3 separate regions of the Homo sapiens genome follow, and regions 1 and 2 are each linked to region 3. Evidence: read pairs that join two places in POLR2A ChIA-PET (ENCODE). Cell type or tissue: CD4-positive, alpha-beta T cell. All regions are shown on one strand. Region 1 overlaps TSPAN14 (tetraspanin 14). Region 2 has its middle 21 kb from the start of DYDC2. Region 3 overlaps TSPAN14 (tetraspanin 14).

The links. ChIA-PET counts read pairs that join two places held together with the same protein. Peaks named below come from ENCODE experiments on the same cell type or tissue, not always from the same donor. Only the 100,000 strongest peaks of a DNase experiment are listed, where the experiment ranks them.
Region 1: POLR2A ChIA-PET joins it to region 3 with 5 read pairs; 16 of 35 experiments call an interaction of 5 or more read pairs at or near these places.
Region 2: POLR2A ChIA-PET joins it to region 3 with 5 read pairs; 2 of 35 experiments call an interaction of 5 or more read pairs at or near these places.

The regions. Positions count from the first base shown.
Region 1 is chr10:80,522,590-80,525,089 of GRCh38, reverse strand. TSPAN14 (tetraspanin 14) reads right to left here. Exons shown (of 9, transcript NM_030927.4): 9 at 2,459-2,500. Among named protein-coding and RNA genes, the nearest start is that of TSPAN14-AS1, 12 kb to the left of the region's middle. RefSeq lists an enhancer at 1,945-2,024. In CD4-positive, alpha-beta T cell, no CTCF peak of the experiment used is centred here; DNase peaks (open chromatin) are centred at 1,159 and 2,099.
Region 2 is chr10:80,376,857-80,379,356 of GRCh38, reverse strand. No RefSeq gene overlaps it. Among named protein-coding and RNA genes, the nearest start is that of DYDC2, 21 kb to the right of the region's middle. In CD4-positive, alpha-beta T cell, a CTCF peak has its summit at 1,021 (motif pointing left); a DNase peak (open chromatin) is centred at 956.
Region 3 is chr10:80,465,078-80,467,577 of GRCh38, reverse strand. The region is part of intron 1 of TSPAN14 (tetraspanin 14); the gene reads right to left. Among named protein-coding and RNA genes, the nearest start is that of TSPAN14, 12 kb to the right of the region's middle. RefSeq lists a silencer at 411-705 and enhancers at 1,664-2,235, 2,236-2,500. In CD4-positive, alpha-beta T cell, no CTCF peak of the experiment used is centred here; DNase peaks (open chromatin) are centred at 1,537, 1,877 and 2,217; H3K4me3 peaks cover 2,500 bases; H3K27ac peaks cover 2,500 bases.

The DNA of each region.
Region 1 (2,500 bases), 58 kb before region 3:
TTTGAACTGGCTGTTAATCTTAGCAGCACTCTCAATTACTGAGTTAAATAAAATCTTTGACATGTGTACATGTAATATATATGAGTTATGCCTTTTTTTAAAAAATTATCTTTAACAGAAGGCACGGGAAGGACCACTACCTCTCAGAGATGGAAAGGCTTGCCATGGTCCACGCAGCACAAAGCCCACCCCCAGCCATATCATCCCAGACAGGAAGGGTGTAGCCTGGGCTTGCATACCTCCAAGGACAGGGTGCTCAGTCCCTCCTAGAGGCCACTTCACTTCTTCCCATATTGGCTCACAGCTGTGACTTTAAAACACAGAACGAGTGCATATCTAAAACTAGAAGAAAACACTATGGTCCTTCCTGCTGACAGCTGAGTGCTTGGGCCTAAATCAGCATCTACACACGCGGCCTGCAACCCTGGGTTCCATGCAAAGGCAGTGTGGCTGAATTGGCTGCAGGTGGAGTGAGGAGAGAGGCCAACACAGGCTCACGGTAACACTTCCACTGCCTCAGAACAAAACCCTGGATTTCCTGACCTTCCAGCAGTCCATGTGTATTTTCAAATACCAGGTTTTTCTCAGGGCACCAGGGCAAGCCGAGCAAGGCCCACACACGCTAGTCTCACACATGTCCCCCAGCACTGCCCCCAGGTTCCCAGCCCTGCTGAGCTGTCCTCACAGACACGGACACCCTCCCTCATAGGAGGTGCGGAGGAGCACCCAGTCCCGGTCTGAGGCCTCAGGCAAGTCCCAGCACACCCCAGGGCCTCTGTTCTCCTTATGAGTGGGACCAGATGGGGTCCACCAACCGTCCAAACGTGATATGCTGCTGTCTTCAGGGCACATTATCCCCAGCGTTGATGTTCACAATAATCCCCTTTCTCCCCACAGACCATCCCTCCTGGGCCCCAGGCCTCTGTGGCCTACCCTGGCCCCTTGGCAGTTGATGGCCACTCTGCTGCTTCTGGGGGCTCCCGGGCAACTTTGGTTGTGTTGGTTTCTGGTAGCATCTGCGCTCCAGGCAAGAAGCAACACCCTACCTTGTCTCCCCACCTCTATGGCACAGAAAGAGAACAGACCTTGAACTCCAAATGCCTGCTGAGGCTTGCCACAGACCTCGAAGCCTTGTTCCTAAAGGGACAGGGAAGTGGACCGTTTCGTTTCAGTGATTCAAAGCTTGAGCTATCTGACATGTGACCCAGGCAGCTCTCTCGTAGGGACTGGCAGCCACAGATAAAATTCCCCAATCATTAAAATTATGTTAGCAATAATTCAGGGGATGCATACTAAATAATCTGGATCTTTGTTAGATGCTTACCCATCTCAACTCATTTAATCCTTGAAACAACCTCACAGGGGTAGGAGGTTTTGTCACCTTATACCCACACACACCAGCAGTGGTCAGGCAGCAACAGGTACACCCCAGCCCTGAGTACCTACTTATTAAAATGTGATCCCCCATCCTGGCTAACACGGTGAAACCCCGTCTCTACTAAAAATACAAAAAAAATTAGCCGGGCGTAGTGGCGGGCGCCTGTAGTCCCAGCTACTCGGGAGGCTGAGGCAGGAGAATGGCGTGAACCCGGGAGGCGGAGCTTGCAGTGAGCCGAGATTGCGCCACTGCACTCCCGCCTGGGCCACAGAGCGAGACTCCGTCTCAAAAAAAAAAAAAAAAAAAAATGTGATCCCACCTCCCAGGAGAACTCCTCTAAAAACATGTTTTTTTCTTACAAACTGTAAGAAGCAATTCCAATAACACTGTAGTTTATATATATATATATATGTCCTTGTAAGTGCAAAACCCTGCAAAAAACTGTAACACCCATCCACAGAAGTGCAATGGCAATAGCTGACAGCATCCCCGGCCTTCATCCCCCTCCTGGAGGATGCTGCATTTCACAGCCGCATGGTTTCAGTGGGATAAAGCATGAGGAGGGGTGTGTCCGGGGATCCCTTCCCTTGCTGGCTTCACCACCACACCACCCATCAGGGGGAGGCTCGGGGTTTGTCTGTGGTAGACTCCTTCCCTCCACCATAGATGAAGGGGAGGCTGTGGAAGGCAGAGAAATGGAAACAAGATCCTGTTGACGTCACTGAGCCACTTGGATCAACCCAAACCTGAAACTCACCCCACCTTGGGACTTTCCAGTTTCAAGAGCCAAAACCTCCCCTCATTGTTTAGGCCAGTCTGAATTGGGTTTTCTATTACCTGCAACTGTAAATGGACTCCTCTGGTACAAAGGCAAGGCCCATCTGTTCTTGGCACACTCCTACAACTGATGGCGTGACCGTGAAAACGCACTGTGGATCAGTATATTAAGTAACACTCATAAAATAGTATGTAAAATGATTCCATGGGTGTGATGACCTGAGTAGATGCATGGACATTTTCAGGAAGGATTCCTAATAGTAGTTACCTCTGCGTAACAGAAGACATACTTTCACTTTTCACTTTACATTCTCTTATGTTTAGATTTTTATTTAAGTGTACTTT
Region 2 (2,500 bases), 88 kb after region 3:
CGCCTGCTAACACAACATCCATTCTGTAGCCCATGGATCAAGGAGTAATTTTGACTTTCAAGTCTTATTATTTAAGAAATACATTTTGTAAGGCTATAGCTTCCATGGATAGTGATTCCTCTTATAGATCCAAGCAAAGTAAATTAAAAACCTCTGGAAAGTTTTCGCCATTCTACATGCCATCCAGAACATTTATGATTCATGAACATTGTGATCACTGTTGAAATGACAACAAAGATTTTCACTATTCCACAAACTTAGTTGATAAAGCAGTGGCAGTGTTCGAAAGGATTGACTCCAATTTTGAAAGAAGTTCTACTGTGGATGAAATGTGGCAAACTTCACTGTTCTCTTAAGAAATTGCCATAGCCACCCCAGCCTTCAGCAACTACCACCCTGATCAGTCAGCAACCATCAATGTTAAGGCAAGACCCACCACCAGCAAAAAGATTTACAATTCGGAGAAGATTCACATGATTGTTAGCATTTTTTAGCAAAAAAAGTATTTTAAAATTACATATGCATATTTTTTTGAAGACATAATGCTATTGCACGCTTAATAGACTACAATATAGCATAAACATAATTTTTACATGCACTGGGAAACCAAAAACTGTGCGTGACTGGCTTTATTGCCTTATTTGCTTCATTGCAGTGAACTTGCAGTATCTCCGAGGTATGACTGTACCAAATCAAAGCACTCTTTTTGTAATCAGCCCTCAAAATTGTCAGTCCATGTTTGTGCGTTCTTGCTTTTGTTCTGGGAGGTTGTTTTAGGAAATGTTTAGATCTTTGTTTTAAGAAAAGGTCAGATGCTAAGCAGATTGGAAGCTGGGGTAGAAAACCACAAGATTCTGAAGTTCATTCTGCCAGTAATATAAAAGGAAACCCTTAGAGGCAATGTCAGCAGGCAGGGCTTAGTAAAGTTCACCGAACTTGGAGCTCCTCCCCTGCATATCTGTCCCTCATCTCTCTGATACTGCTCCCTAGCGGTGAGGGCGGATGGTCGAGGTTGGTCCCAGCAACCTCCTGGTATGTCAATGTTTTCCTTCTCCCTTAGGTACTTAAAGGATACTATTTAGGCAGGAGGAAAAGATACCTTTAAAAAGAGAAGCTTGCTTTCTAGTCATGTAGATGCTGAGTCTAATAAAAGTTTCGATTTTTTACTTTTTATTTTTTTTGAGACAGAGTCTCGCTCTGTTGCCTAGGCTGCAGTGCAGTGGCATGATCTTGGCTCACTGCAACCCCCACCTCCGGGATTCAAGCAACTCTCCTGCTTCAGCCTCCTGAGTAGCTGGGACTACAGGCGTGCGCCACCATGCCCAGTTAATTTTTGGATTTTTTGTAGAGACAGGGCTTCACCATGTTGGCCAGGCTGATTTCAAACTCCCGCCTCAGCCTCCCAAAGTGCTGGGATTACAGGCGTGAGCCACTGCACCTGGTCCATCAGTTTTTTATTCTTGTTTTGTCTCCATTCTTCATTGAGCGAAGGGGCTATACCCTCTCATTTATTCTTTAGATAGCTTTGTTGCCAACTGCTTTTTTGTCTGGAGTTTCTAAAGTTTGATGCATATTTAGACCTGATACTTTGTTATAGTTTTGAATGACAATATGTTGAAAAGTAGCTCCTTAGATAGTTTTGCCATCATTCTTCATGTCTAAAGAATATTATTAGTTGGATGTGGTGGTGTGCACCTGCAGTCCTCAGCTACTTGGAGGATCTGAGGTGGGAAGATCACTTGAGCCGAGGAGGTTGAGGCGGCAGTAAGCCTCGATCACCTACTGCACTCCAGCCTGTCTCTAAAAAAATTAAGAATATCACTTCCCTATAGTGGAAAAATTATAGTTAAATATAGAATAACCACTTTCAGGAAGGAATTTGGTTTAATTCCAGGCAGAGCAACTCAATTTTTACTAAGAGCCTCTAGGGAACTTGTCTCTTGTGATGAAACTTGTGAAGTGTGGCTAGATAATTTTATTCCTTCTCCGTGGTACCTGTTCACTCACTGGCTTCAACTCCAGAGAGGTCATTTCTGCCAGAGAGAAAACACAGCACATTTCTTCCTCATGGGCTGCAGGCATATGGCTTTATGAACTCAGTGTCCACTCAGCCTTGCTCCAAACTGCTCCTGATTCCAAAGACATTTTGTCTTGGCTGTCTTTCTCTAAAGATTTTCTTCCTTTGGATAGCGTCTGCCAGGGAACTTCACTGAGTTGCATCCTCTCCATAGATTTTCTGACAGCATTTGCTGGGGAAAATTGCCCTGGCTCAAAGTATTCATTACTTATTCCTCTCCTAAATAATTGCTTGGAAGATTTTTATCCTGATGAATCTTATACTTGAAACTTTTAATCTCCAGATGGCATTATTTGACTAGATATACATACTATTATTTTTGGTGACATATGCTGGGAATTTTGTTCTTTATTTAGGAGCTTTACTCGTGGCGATGAGGATTCTTTTGACATTTTGTTTTGAAGGGATCTGGCAATGGATACA
Region 3 (2,500 bases):
ATAGAACCATTTTGGAGTTAGATTAATAGAACTCCAAGGGTTACAGCTAAAATGTTCCCAAAGTTCCTCTGAGCAACACTTCCATTTTCTAGTAAGAATCTACACCCCAGGAAGTGACCCACCAAGGTCACCCAGTAAGCCCGAATTCAAATCCCAGCCTCTACATCCATTGTGTTTTTCCCAGAAAGAATACTGAGCTGCCTCGATGGTGACTTTCCCAGTCTTGTTTGGGTCCAACAACCTGTAAACTAAAAATAAAATTCTAAGCCCCATAACCAACTAAACAGACCCTCTTGGCCACGAGGACCCCAGAGAAACCTGAAAAACAGCTCTTGGCCACAACAAGGAGGAGGTTGGAAAGGCCTCATTACATACCTCCTCCCTTTTGGGATTTAGACACAAAAACTGACCATCATTAATATTAAAATAGAGATTATAAGACTAAGAAACAAGACTCTTTGTGACAATAAGATACCGAAATATAAAGAGGACTGAAGGCCATGCCAGACAAGGGTTAAGTCACTCACCCCACAGCTCTAACCCAGTGTATTGGTTAACGGACTTCCTTATCTTACCAGTCCTTTCTGCTGACTCTAAATTTTTGGACAAAGCTTTACTCCTTTAACGAATTACAAATTAAAGAATCTCCGAACCCACCTATGACCTGTAAGCCCGTTTCATGATATCCCACCCTTCTGGGCTTAAACAATGCATATCTTCCATGTACTGACTTATGCCTTTGCCTGTAACTTTTGCCTCCTTAAAATGTATAAAACAAAACCGTAATCCAACGGCCTCAAGCACCCTTTCCCCACACCTCTTGAGACCGTGCTTTTCCCAGGACGCAGACACTCACTGGATTGGAATAAACCTCTTTAAAATATTTTAGAGACTTTGGTTTTTCTGTTAACATACCCCACCCCCCACCAAAGTGGGGGTGTTTCAATGCCTTTCACGATGAGCACCAGCTCTTTTTACTTTGAGTCTTGTAGGTGCTACAACATTTGTTAAAATGAGGGCTGGGTGCTGTGGCTCACACCTGTAATCCTAGCACTTTGGGAGTCCGAGGCAGACGGACAGCTTGAACCCAGAAGATGAGTTCGAGACCAGCCAAGGCAACATTGCAAGAGTTCGTCTCTATGAAAAATTTTTAAAAATTAGTCGCGCATGGTGATGCGTGCCTGTGGTTTCAGCTACTGGGAAAGCTGAGGCAGGAGGATCACTTGAGCCTGGGAGGTGGGGGCTACACTAAACCATATTCATGCCACTACACTCCAGCCTGGGCAACAGAGCAAGATTCCATGTCAAAAAATAAAATAAAATGAGGACACTCCAAGGTGCAACCCTATCTGGGGCTGAGGCTTGCTTCTTGATTTGTAAGACTTGGCTGATAAGAGAATCAAATAAGACAGCCAGGATGGGTTTTGAAAGGGTAAGCTATAATGCTAAACACATGAAAACTAGTGGGAGTTATGAGTTCTATACAAAACAACTCTATTTCAAAGGCAGGTGCCTTACAGATTCTGTCTGTGGTTTAGAAAGGAGACAGTATGGGTTGGGGCGGGCACACCTCAGATAGAGAAGTCAGACAGCGGGTGAGAGTGGCCTTCACCCCGCCTGCAACCCCACACATAGCTGAAATTGTACCCCAAAAGAGAATGCTCATTTTGCCCACCAAAAAGTGGTGGGGGAGAGAAGGGAGAGATTCAGATGTGAAGAAGCAGGGTACAGTTCCCCTCAGTTAGAGAAAGGTCCTCACAACCATAAGGACCAAAATAAAAAATATTCTTAACCAATCCTGCCTCTGTTTTCAACAAAGACCAGGAGATTAAGAACGAGCATCCTTTGTGCCTGAGAGTGGCTTTTTCTGCCAAAGACCCGGAGGCTAACTCTCTCTCTCTTTAGTGTGCACCTCAGTGGCCCAAAACAGGTGAGACCTCTCTCTGTTCCCACTGTAGGTGTCACTATCTTTCTGATCCAGTAAGAGGGGATACTCTGTGCTTCTCTCAGCATGGCTGGGAGATAGGGGTACAGCCAGAGGAATTAGGGGTGCAGCCAGGGGGCTGCCATGCCTTTGGCTCAGTGGGCAGATTCATGTCACAAGGGTTTCCACCCCACCAGCGCTGTGTGCTGGCTGCCTGCTGCCCACTGCCAGCCTGAGATTCAAGAGCCCGGAGATGGCAGAACAAAGGAAAATGGCTGTGGCTCCTGCAGCGGGGGTGGCTGCAGGCTGAGCTGCCAGCACACAGGCTTTTCAGCAGCTGAGTGCTCGCGTGAGGAACGGGAGCACTGGGCTGAGCACTGAGGCACAAAGCAAGTGGGGGGCCTGGGAGACTAATAGCAACCCAGGCACGTGCCTGGCCCCCACCCAAGGGCACAGCTGGGCCGGGAAGACTCGGCAGAACTCACTCCCCAAAGCAGTGGGCAGGTGGCCGACAAGCCTGGCACCGGCCACTCCTGCTCCTTGCCCAGCTGCTCAGAACTCTTACCCAGAGGTGTT